Linked DNA regions of Homo sapiens: regions 1 and 3 are each linked to region 2. Evidence: read pairs that join two places in POLR2A ChIA-PET (ENCODE). Cell type or tissue: PC-3. All regions are shown on one strand. Region 1 has its middle 25 kb from the start of ACKR1. Region 2 has its middle 9.4 kb from the start of TAGLN2. Region 3 overlaps KCNJ10 (potassium inwardly rectifying channel subfamily J member 10).

Region 1 (4,000 bases), 690 kb before region 2:
TTCCTCGGTACTTTGCAGAAAACACCGAAAAAAATGCCGTTTTAAAAGAGGTGTATTTTTTCTTTTAGAATGTGAGCTCCTCAAGAGCAGGGACAATGTTTTCTGTATGTTCTGTTGTGCCTAGTACACTGTAAATGCTCAGCAAATACTGATGATAGGAAAAAAAGTTATGCCATAAAATTTCTGTTGATTGATAAGTTGACCTTATCCTGTCAAAGTATATTTCTCCACAATTGAATTGCTTCTCTAAGTTAATGCTAGAGACATACACTCTTAATTTGTAATGCTTCCTGTAGAAGATATCATAAAGTAGAAACTTATTGCTCTGTTTGTATTCTATCAGTTGCATTATGCCATACAAAGTCTAGGAATGTGTCTTGTTTTTTTTTTTTACATTCACATTTAAAGGTAGCTACTTCCTCCAAATGTGTAAGAAGAAAATTTATCCACTATGAGTGGACTCTAGTTTTTCTGTTACATTTATTCAAAGTATTTGTCTTTTTTAGACCAGGAAATTTGAGCCTCTTACAAGCACTGTTTTGAATACTCTGCATTTTGGAGGCCAGGAAACCTCTATTTATTTACTGGGCTCCAGGGTTCTGTTACTTTGGTCTCTGTTAAATGAGTGAAGCCAATCTGATAAACTAATTTAAGCTGTGTTCCTAGCTGTTAATGGCTTTCTGTGCGATTCAGATAAGATGTGTGCTTTGACAGGAGCTTTCAGAAATAGATTTTAGGGTTTTGGGACAGAGCCCCTGTAGAGATAGGAACTTGGGGAGGGGCTTGTAAAATAAAACAACAATAAATTGAAAATAATAATAATAATAATAATATCGCAAGCAAAACTGCTATCTATGAAATGCTTGCTCTGTGCCAGGAATGTTGTGCTTTCTGAATGGGATTCCCCTAAATGTTCTTTGAGGGCATCAAAGATCAAACTTATTTGAATTATTTTCTGTTTTCAGAGTATCTATAAATGCAAGCTGGAGACAGGACTCGGTCACATAGGGCTTCAGGATGTATACGTGGTATTATATTTTCTCAAGGCATTTTGAATTTGGGAGAAAAGGAAACCTTATTTTTAGGTGAGCTAGGCTAAACATAGGCCTAAATCTTTCTTACAGGAGCCAAACATTAAGTTTAGAAGCAACCTTTTAATTCATTAACTAGTCAATGATTTGACTCTGTAACCAGATCTTCATTATACATTTTCAAGATACCAGTCATCGAGAAGGATATGTTCAAAAGAAGGCCAGTCCCTTCTCTGGATGAGACGCTATCCTGGCTCAGTCCTGGATATGCCTGAGAGCAGGGAGGTATTGGTTTTTGCCTATGAGTGCCTGGGCTGTGGGCCCATCTCCACACACAGAGAGAATCAAAGGCGTAGAGAAATGTGTTTAGTTCGATGACAGGGCTAAGGCCCACAGCTACAATTTAGTCAGGACATTGCCCTTTGGCTGCCGCTCAGTGCCCACAAATTCAGGATGTTGGCACAGAAACAGGTGGTGTCCATCTGGGCTGGTGAAAGCACATGATCTTCTCTTAACATGTGATGAAGCAGGCACCCAGAGCAGCTCCCAAACAGCAGGCTCTGTGGCCGCCTTCACTGCTGATTCCATTACCACTCCACCACAAGAGGTGAGGAGCAGCTGCCCCTCCGAAGGCCGTGCCCCAGGACCCACTTGCTTTCACCTTCACTTCTCAGCTCCAGCCCTCCCCCACAGCTGTTTCAGAGGACAAAGACACTTTATTGCAATATGCAAAGCTCTCAGGATGCAAACTATATCTGGATTAACAACTATAAGTACAGTTTTATTACTTCAGCTTGGCATTTGCTGACACAGAAAGCAAGTATTTATTGTCATCTCCATCCTGCTTCCCAGTTTTAACTTTTGTTCTCCTGCCATCCAACTCCAATTCCAGAGTTATTTTCTTTGCTTCCTCAGATTACTGAGGAGATAATGTCCTTTCTATTTGCCCTCAGGTCCACACCTCGTTTTAAAGCCAAAGCTATCACCCTGACTACTGGATTCCAATCTGATGAGTGCTTAGTTACTACCCCAAGATTTCCATGAAGAAGCTGATAAATGACACATGTTTGAGAAAGCTTTAGGGGTCTTGCAAGCACAAAGGAGTCAACTCCTGATTAGATGAGAAAGCTAACTATGCAAAAGGAAGGTGGCCAGTCTTTGTGATATTTCATTGGTCATATTCCCCCTGAAATGTTGTTTAAAAGCAAGGAACATTATCAAACCAGCATGTATGGAGAGGTTAGGAACAAGAATAGTGAAGGTCAGGAAACTACAACTAGATCGTTTAAAAATATTTATTGAAGGCCTGATAATAATTTTGAAGGCATTTTTGAGTGCTATGTGCCCATCATTATGCTAAACACTTTCTATGAACTACCTAACTTAATTTTCACAATGAATATTTGAGATAGGAATGACTGGTATCCACTTAAAAACAAAACTATCAAGGCTATGGGAATTATGTGGCTTGATCTATGAGAGTTTGCATATTATAGAGTGATCCAGGATTTGAACTAACGTAGTCTAACTTTAAGCCTATAGGCTTCACACCAGGTGCAGGGTCATGTGTTTTATACTTGACATTCAAAAAAATTAACAAACAAGACAAATAGTGTGCCTGCACTTATGGAATTTACAGTCTAATAGTAGTGAAAAATAAATAATTGTCGTGTTATGGTAAGGGCCATGAAAAGCTCATGGCTTATTCCTGTGATAGAACACCACTGGTCATTTTCCTTTCTCTTTTTCCTCTTACCAACCTGTACATAAATATCAAAGTAATCTTCCTAAGAAAATTGTCCTTCATATTCATAAGACTGCAATAACCTAAACCCTCCTCAACTGAAACATGTTTATAAGGAAGAACTGAAAGGATTAAGGAAGTCTCTTTTAGAAAAAAGAAGACTCAGGAACACAGTAGTTATTTTTTCATATAGTCAAGGAGCAAGTAATCAAAGGTTCAAAGAATTCTTCTGTAGCCTGCAGCACCTACTATGTGGCAGGGTGTGTGCTTGGTGCTGAAGATACTAAGAAGAATCATAAAAATGCTAAGAAGAAGTCCAAAAGTCAAACATGAGAATCACTACTTATTAAACTAATTGATTTGCAGACACTGGGGAGACATCAATGATCTCTTTGGGGGAAGTACGTGAAGAGATATGCTAAGCAAAGAGAATCATGGAACCGCTAAGAGACAGGCAACTGGGAGATAACTTGATTTAGAGTATCTTAAGCAAACAAATAATCCAACAACACTATTTTCGTTACTGGTGATTCATTGAGGAGGGAGAAAAGGTTTAGGTTTTTAAGTCAGTCAGTCCAGGCTCTGAATTCTGCCCCAGTTGCTAGCTAGCTATTGATTGTGGGCAAGAAACATAAACTTTATGAGCAAATTTTTCCTCATTTGTAAACATGAAAATAATACACATATCAAAGAAGTAAATGACAGATGTGATAAGTACTTCTGAATGTAGGAAAAAGCAGTAAGTCATTGTTAGCTTCATTCATTCATTTATTCAGTGTCACAGAGACTTGAATGGGAAAGTCATGTCAAATGCTGAAGTACATAAAAGAACAATACCAGAAGGCAGGTAGGAGGAAGGTTGTGTATTATTTGGAAGACATTCATTATAAATGACAAAATTTAACAAGAAGTAGATAAAAAAGAAAAGACGAGAATAAAAGGATGTGATTGCTCATGTAACTCAAAAATCCACAATAAGTGAGGTTGGATCCAGGGGCTCAAGTGAAATCATCAGATGCCATTCTCTCAGTCTTCTGGCTCTTGCTCTTCTGTGTTGTTTTTTTTTTTTTCCTCAGGTATGCAGTCTCTAGTTCACAGCAAAAATAGATTGTGGCCTCTCTAGGCTTACATGGTCTTTTGTTTTTGTTTTTGTTTTTTTGAGACGGAGTCTCCCTCTGTCGCCCAGGCTGGAGTGCAGTGGCGCGATCTCGGCTCACTGCAAGCT
Region 2 (4,000 bases):
CCACAGTGATTTTCCACTTCCAGGCTGAAGGCAAGGAGCAAATGAACCCAAGCTGGCTCCTACCTCTTCCTCCTGCCCTCCTCCCATTTTTTTCCCCCAAATCCTCAAATCACCTTCCATGTGTCCAGAGCATGCAATCCACCCTCCAACCTCCTCTCCTCTATCTGTAGGAAATGCAGCTTCTTGGGTTTTTATTTTTTGGAAATGAATAATCTGGAAGCATTGGAAGCAGAGACATGAGCTGGGCTGTATCTCAGATATGATGAAAGGCTGGGTTGCTAGGCCCTTGGGCTGGCTGGGCACTGTGTTGCCAAGCCAGGGGGCTGAGGAGCATGAGGGTGGTGTCATGCTCACTCATTCATTCAACAAATATTTATCCAGCACCTACAACATGCCAACCACTACTCTACATGAGCAAAACCAACAAAAGCCTGCCTTTGTGTAGTTTACATTCTATGGGTGGGGACAGAAAATAAATAAGTAAAATATATTGGGTGTCAGGTGGTGATAAAAGAAAGCAGGAATGGAGCACGGGGTCCAGGCTGAGGGTGAAGTGTGCAGTTTTAAATGAGGTGATCAGGGAAGATGACGTCTAAACAAAAACCTGAAGGAGATAAAGGAGCAAGTGAGGGCAGCACCTGGAAGGAGATTGTTCCAGGCGGCAGGAGAAGCCCTGCAAGTGCAGAGTGTTAGGAGACACCTCTGTAGCGCGTTGAACAATGAGAACACGTAGACAGAGAGGGGAACAAGACATACCAGGGTCTGTGGTCGGGGAAGGGGTGTGGCGAGGGGAGGGTGAGCATCAGGACAAACAGTTAATGTATGCGGGGCTTAAAACCTAGGTGATGGGTTGATAGGTGGAGCAAACCACCAGGGCACACGTATACCTATGCAACAAACCTGCATGTCCAGCACCTGTATCCCAGAGCTTAAAGTTAAAAAAAAAAAAAAAGAAAGAAAGAAAGAAAGAGTTGAACAATGAGAACACATGGACACAGGGAGGGAAACATCACATACCGGGGCCTGTTGTGGAGGTGGGAGGCTGGGGGAGAGATAGCGTTAGGAGAAATGCCTAATGTAAATGACGAGCTGATAGGTGCAGCAAACTAACATGGCCCATGTATACCTATGTAACAAACCTGCACGTTATGCACATGTACCCTAGAACTTAAAGTATAATAATTAATAATAATAATAATAAAGAAAAATGTAAGAAAGAGAGAGAGACACCACTGTAGACAGCCACACAGAATAAGGTGTTGGGAGATGGCAAGAAAAGGCAGAACCATACACAGGCTGGTGCCTAGTCTGGGCCCCAGGGCCTGAAGTGGGGTCAGAGATGAGAGAAGCCAAGTTAAGGATGAAATTGTAACCTCAGGTGAGACAAAATGCTAGAAAGCAGACAAACAGAAAGCTGGAAAATGTTGAGATGCCACTGGAGGCCGGCTCCAGAAGGAAGCAGCTGAGTCTGCAGTTAGATGAATTAAGGGAACATTGAGATTCCTCACAAGGCTTGGGTGGTGGTGGGTGCAGCCAGAAGAAGGTGAGCCCAATGGCTGAGCCCCTCTCAAATACAGCTGGTGTCTCCCTTGAAAATAAGCTGTTCCAGGTAAAGGGGATAGGGCCACTGAAAGCATCTTGGCCCGTGTTCAACAGGACAGTGGTGAAGGGCATGAAACTGCTGGGCATCAGCTCCCTCTCAGCCCAGGGTCCATACACAAATGTTCCACCTTTTATTCCCCACACTTCCATTTCCTGAGCACTATGTGCTAGCATTCCCCATGCAAAGTGCTTTCCAGGGTTCATCTAATCCTCACGGCAACTTCACGAGGAAGGAATTATCATCTTCAGCTTACAGATGAGGAGCATTGCCCTGCCACCCACCACCACCTCTGTCCCCTAGTCCCTTGACAGCTTCACTTCTTGCTGAGCCTAGAGCTGCACAGGCTCAGCCAGGTTCAGAGCCAGCTTGATTGGATGCAAATCCCTGCTTCTCCCTTAATTGCTTTGTGGCCCTGGGCACATTCCTTGGCCCTTCTGAGACCAGTATCCTCATCTAAAGACAAAATGGGGAACACATTACAGTAATATCCACCTCCTGGGCGTTTGTGAGAATCTTCTGGGAGAAGGCAGTGGTTCTCAGCGCTGGCACTGTAACAAATGGCATTTCTCAGAGTTGTGAGGCGTGTGGCCAATAATTTATAGCTATAAATAGTTAAACCAGGGAAGGTGGCAAACGGCTTGTTGTTTTAGTATACATAGCGAATTCAATGTTTTCTCTGCAATGACATCACTCTCCCTGACTAGCATTCCACAAAGCCTTCCTGAATGAGAGATAAAGGATCTAATCCCCTGGGAATTTGCCCATAGGCTGCAGCCTATCTTATCTGTGCCACAGCCTGTGGGAGTGCAGCAAGCAAGCAAATACAGTCTCTCCCGAGGTGTGGTGTGGCAAGGCTAAGCGTGGTGTGGGGATGAGGCTGACAGCCATGGCTATGAAGAATTGGCATTGGGCCTCGCCCCTAGTGGGTGCTTTTTGGAAGAGGGAGCCTCAGAGAAGCAGGGGAACAAAAGGGGAGAGAACAAAAGCTCTGGATACAAACCTGTTTCCCTCAGGCACAGTGTTGTGGCTTTCTCCTCCTAGGAGACAGAGATACCCTCAGGTAGAAAAGGGGAAAGGGGCAAGGAAGGCCAGGCCTCTGGGTGAGGCTGATGGGGCTGGAACTTAATGTCAGACTGGCCCAGCGTCCCTCAAATTCCCCCTGGGGAGACACAGAGTCTGACTGGGAAGCCTTGGGGTAAAGGTAACACCTAGTGGTTAGAAACTATGGGTGGGGCTCCCAGCACTTTGGGAGGCTGAGGCTGGGGAGTTGGGAGATGGCAAGAAAAGGCAGAGCCATGAGGTCAGGCAGATCGCTTGAGCTCAGGGGTTCGAGACCAGGCTGGCCAACATGGTGAAACCCCATCTCTATAAAAAATACAAAAAATAGCCAGGCACGGTGGCTCACATCTGTAATCCCAGCACTTTGGGAGGCCGAGGCTGGCAGATCACCTGAGGTCGGGAGTTCAAGACCAGCCTGACCAACGTGGAAAAACCCCGTCTCTACTAAAAATACAAAAAAATTAGCCAGGCGTGGTGGCACATGCCTGTAATCCCAGCTACTCAGGAGGCTGAGGCAGGAGAATCGCTTGAACCTGGGAGGCGGAGGTCGCAGTGAGCCGAGATCATGCCACTGCACTCCAGCCTGGAGAACAAGAGCGATCATGCTACTGCACTACAGCCTGGGTGACAAAGCAAGACTCTGTCTCAAAAAAAAAAAGAAAAGAAAAAAAAAGAAACTGTGGGTGGAACACTCATGCCTCGGTCAAGGATAGGTGCTAGAGACAACCTGACCCAAAATTGATGATCATGGCCCAAGGCCACACCCTAGAAAGGAAGTTTTAGTCTCTCCCAGGCACTTAGTTCACAGGTGCTTAGGATCAATCAACACGGCTTCTTCCCTCCAGCGACCACCACCAACTCACTCCTGCTCATTCCCCAGCTCTCCACGTTTCCTCACCACTGCAACCCCCACCCTCACCACTCCAACACAGACCACCTCACCCCAAGCCCGCCTGAGGGACCTCTCACCTGGAGACAGCTTCACTTGCCAGGACTGATGGCTGTGCCAGCAGCCAGCCCCACCCTCTCAGTGACTGAGAAGCTGTTCCAACTGTAGAGGCAGACCCAGCCAAAGGCAGCAGGCAGGATTAGCCAATTCCATTGACTAGAAAGGGCCTTACTTCCCTGTGGACACTGCCTACATAGTCTGCATTCAGCTGTGAGGTCCTGTCCCCTCTCAATTCCAACCTACACCACCCCCCAAAGCAAGTGAGAATGAGGATGGGGAGGAAACTCAAGACAGGGGTTAGCACTGCAACCTCTCATCTCTGCCCTCCTTCCTGTATCACTCACTGCACTTTGCCCAGTATTCCTCCCTTCCCCACAGTGGCACAGTGG
Region 3 (4,000 bases), 120 kb after region 2:
TGAAACCAGGACCACTGATTGTAAGTCTGAAAATCTGGGTGTCCTACCCCATAACCAGGCCAAGATATCTGCCCCCAATGCTAAAGTCTCTGAATATTTCCTTTCTGTACATTCAATATATTTGGGCATATATACATCTATATACATCTTTCTATATATATATTATCTCTGTTTCTTTCTTCTTAGATAAACCTTTCATATATGTCATATCCTAATTTCCCAAGCCTCCCCACTTCTTGTTTGCGAGCCTAAGCAAGACTCAAGAGTTTCATTGATTTCACTAGGTCCCTCAGCATCATTTCTTTCTCATCTTCTCACCCCAGGTATCTTCCCCCATCAGTTGTTTCGCCCGTCTTCTGAAATCTCCCCTTTTTACACCTGTGCCTACCGAAATCTCCCCTTTTTACAACTGTGCCTACTACTCTGCTGATATTCCAAGTCCACAGTTGGTATGGGGGCCCATTTCTCACCAGACCTGGCTGCTTCTAAAGCTCGGCCTATTGCCTAAAAGAGGATTTCAGGTCAGAGGAGACAGACTATAGTCTAAAGAACCATTTAGAGTTAAGGTAGGGGGTAGTTGTTCCCTGTAGGGGGCTTGTGGGAGAAGATGCCAGATCGCATTAATAGGACAGTGTGATTTAAAGTGCAACTTAAAGCAAAGCCTGGGTAATAATGGAGGAGATTCCAAAAGGGTAAGTCAGAAAATGTTTTCTTCTCACTGTTTCATCCAAGAGTCTAGAGGCTTGAGTCTGGGGGCTTAGAATAGACAGCAGGGGAATGGGAAGAAAGCATAGCATGGCCAAATAAACCAGATGGAGGTTAACTTGGCAATGGATAGGAAGGTATAGACACACACACACACACACACACACACACACACACACACACACACACACACAGCAGTACATCTTGTCCCTACACACTGAAAGAAATAAGGTAAGTCTAATGTTGAATAAAGTTGAGAACGCAGAAGCTGGCTCTTGGCCTTCTGTTCTCTGTTTCAGATTTTTCAAGTTTTTGTGGTTCTTGTTTTTATGCCAACTAGAAGGTAATGGTGGGGTTTACTGTAGATGGACACCGAAGGGTCTTTGTTTTCAAGATATAGTTAGTTGAGTTCGAGGAGAGATCAATATAACAAGACCTTGTGCAATTATAGTTGGTGGTGATCATGGGTCTAGCCTCAAAATTTTGTGTTTCTCTGCAAGGCTCTGTACATAGATGCATGTATATATTCTGTAGCTTGTAACAATTGGCTGAGACCACCTTAAACTGCAACTTGACTTATAGTGGGACTATGCAGTACCACTATGTGAGGCTTCCTTGGTACCAAAGTGAGACCAGAAAGCACTCTAGGGATTTGGGGCTTTGGATAAAGCTCTGGTGCCTATATGCCCTTCCCTGACCCTTACCACAGACCCCACCAGGGAACAAGGAATAGGCTGAGTTTGATCTCTTAAAGTCTACTTTTTAACTTGTCTGAAAATGGCCTCATGGCAGAGGAGAGTAGAGATGACACTGATTTCTTCATTTTATACCAAGTCTCAGGAATGGCTGAGGGAAGCCATGGTTATTTGATCAGAAGGTATAATTTCATTTCCTTCCAGCATTGCCTAATGAAATAGCTGGCACTTTTCAGAAGGGCACTGGGAGGTGTAACTGAGAATAGTGGCTGCCAGCCACAGAGTTCTGCTCCTGCCCAAACCTTAACAAAGCATCACCAATTCTCAGAGGCTCTGTACAGCAGTTTGGAAATCTGAGAATTTACCCATCCCTCATGGTGGGATTGTGTTAACTTTCTGGGGAATCTGTGCCCTGTGAATCTAGTTTTACTTGAGCATCCGTGTTAAGAGAGGAAGGCCCTTGCATTTTCCCTCCCTTCTCCCAAAGAGTTGGGGTTAAGGAAGAAGGATCTAGGCTGAGCAGGAAAGGAAGAAGAGAAGCCAGGTACAGTGTAATCTGGAATATTATTTTCAGACCTTTCCATGGGGCCTGGGTACTGGACTCTTTTCAAAGGAACATATTGGCTTGGGTCCTTCCATTCACAGGACACAGGGAAACAGATCTTCTCTGGGCTGCCTGGAAGATAGGTTTAAAGGTTTAGATAACAACTTGTGTTAGTCACTCCAAATTGAAGAGTTCAGAATCCAGGATAGATATGGGTGGTTATATGTTTATGTTTCTTGGGCCAACTCCAATTCTCTGAGAACAGAGGCTATGAGGGAACTGGGTATCCTGAGAGTGTTCACTTGAGAAACTACAGAGGGAAAACAGTGGCGACCATGGTTCTAGCTTATGGTCAGAAGTCACCAGCAGAAATCAAGCTTCACAGTGGCAAACCCTGGCTTCTTTCAACAGAGATTGGTAGAAACCCTAGGATATGTTGATATCAGATTCCTGTATTTCTGAAAGCACAGACCACAAAGTGACCATCAGAGAGAGTCTTGCCTTTGGGAACTTGCTAGATGGAAAGGTAACAGAGGGAGCTCCAGCCTCAAGTCACCAAACTTCATGGTGGTGGTGGGAGGTAGGGGGCAGTCTATCCTTCCAACCACATGGTCCTCCTAATGTGAGTATCCAAGCATGGCTGAGGCCTTCTAAGCCACTTCAGCCTAATCCCACTCTTTCCCCCATCCTGGCTTAAGGGAGGTATGTGTATTGGGGCAGAAGCTGGGGAAGTGGAAAGGGGACAGTGGGAGGCGAACCTGGACTCCAGTTGGCCTAAGCTACCAACAGGCCACTGGGTTAAAGAAGAGGGAGTGGAGGATGGGTGCTTCGGGGGATCTCCAGTAAACCCGGGTAGTATTCCTTACCAGGGCATTGGAAGAGAGGAAAAGAGACCAGAGGAATGGGGGAGTGGGAACAGGTCATCAGACATTGCTGATGCGCACACTAAGGGCACTGCCCTCCTTCTCAGCTTGCTCCCTTAATGACTCCTCCAACTTGAGCTTTTCAGGGTCTCCGTAGCGTACAGTGCTGTCACGGAGGCCACTAGGAGAGGCCACTTTCACAACTTGGTCAAAAAGGCTAAAGTCAGCTATGTATTTACCACTGGCTGACAGTGAGATGGCAGGTGTGAACTCGTAGCCCCAAAGGATCTCCTCTGGCAGGTAGGAAGTGCGCACCTGACAGGTGGCACTGGTGGACTCCACTGTCCCACTTAGGATCAGCACCAGCTCAAAGTCACCCTCACCACTGCGAAGAGGGAGATCTTTCAAGGGACTGGTCTCATCTACCACATGATAGAAGGTAAGGGGTAGAATAAGGAAGGGGCTGTCAGAGGCTGTGTCTACTTGGAAAGTCACATTGACCTGGTTGAGCCGGATGTTCTCCCCTTCCTTGGTTTGGTGGGTCTGAAGCAGTTTTCCTGTCACCTGGCAGCCAATGAGGAGGCTTTTGCGCATATTGGCAACTCGGATCATGAGGCAGGGCTTGCCATTGTGGGAGGCCACAACTGCATGCTGGCTGAAACGAATGGTCTCAGCCCGCTTCTTGGGCCGGGCAATCTTCGCCAGGAAGGTACCTGTGATGAAGATTTCCAGGATGGTGGTGAGCACCAGCTGGGCAATAAGAAGCACAATGGCCAGTGGACATTCCTCACTGATGTAGCGGAAGCCATAGCCAATGGTGGTTTGGGATTCAAGGGAGAAGAGGAAGGCTCCAGTGAGTGTGTGCACCTGTACCACACAGGGGGTGTGGTTGGCCGGGGGGTCCAGCTCCAGCAGGTCCCCATGTGCCACAGCTACCAGATACCACACCACGCCAAAGAGGAACCATGTGCCTGCAAAGGTCGCAGAGAAGAGCAGAAGCTTGTAGCGCCACTGCATGTCAATGAAGGTTGTCCACAGGTCCTTGAGGTAGAGGAAGCGCTTGTCGGCAATGTGCTCCATTCTCACGTTGCTGCGACCATCTTTTGTCAGGACTCTCCGCCGTCGTATCCCTGGGCCCATTAGGGGCCGGCTTTCTGTCTGAGTGGTCTGACTGTAATACACCTTGGCAACTG

Evidence for each region. Peaks named below come from ENCODE experiments on the same cell type or tissue, not always from the same donor. Only the 100,000 strongest peaks of a DNase experiment are listed, where the experiment ranks them.
Region 1: POLR2A ChIA-PET joins it to region 2 with 7 read pairs; 2 of 35 experiments call an interaction of 5 or more read pairs at or near these places.
Region 3: POLR2A ChIA-PET joins it to region 2 with 7 read pairs; 11 of 35 experiments call an interaction of 5 or more read pairs at or near these places.

Annotation. Positions count from the first base shown.
Region 1 is chr1:159,228,118-159,232,117 of GRCh38, forward strand. No RefSeq gene overlaps it. Among named protein-coding and RNA genes, the nearest start is that of ACKR1, 25 kb to the left of the region's middle. In PC-3, no CTCF peak of the experiment used is centred here; DNase peaks (open chromatin) are centred at 1,514 and 1,994; H3K4me3 peaks cover 1,122 bases; H3K27ac peaks cover 2,543 bases.
Region 2 is chr1:159,914,089-159,918,088 of GRCh38, forward strand. No RefSeq gene overlaps it. Among named protein-coding and RNA genes, the nearest start is that of TAGLN2, 9.4 kb to the right of the region's middle. RefSeq lists an enhancer at 3,829-4,000. In PC-3, CTCF peaks have their summits at 2,578 and 2,785 (motif pointing left); DNase peaks (open chromatin) are centred at 383 and 2,363; H3K4me3 peaks cover 760 bases; H3K27ac peaks cover 4,000 bases.
Region 3 is chr1:160,038,526-160,042,525 of GRCh38, forward strand. It overlaps KCNJ10 (potassium inwardly rectifying channel subfamily J member 10), which reads right to left. Exons shown (of 2, transcript NM_002241.5): 2 at 1-4,000. The coding sequence ends at 2,868. Among named protein-coding and RNA genes, the nearest start is that of PIGM, 8.5 kb to the left of the region's middle. In PC-3, no CTCF peak of the experiment used is centred here; no DNase peak of the experiment used is centred here.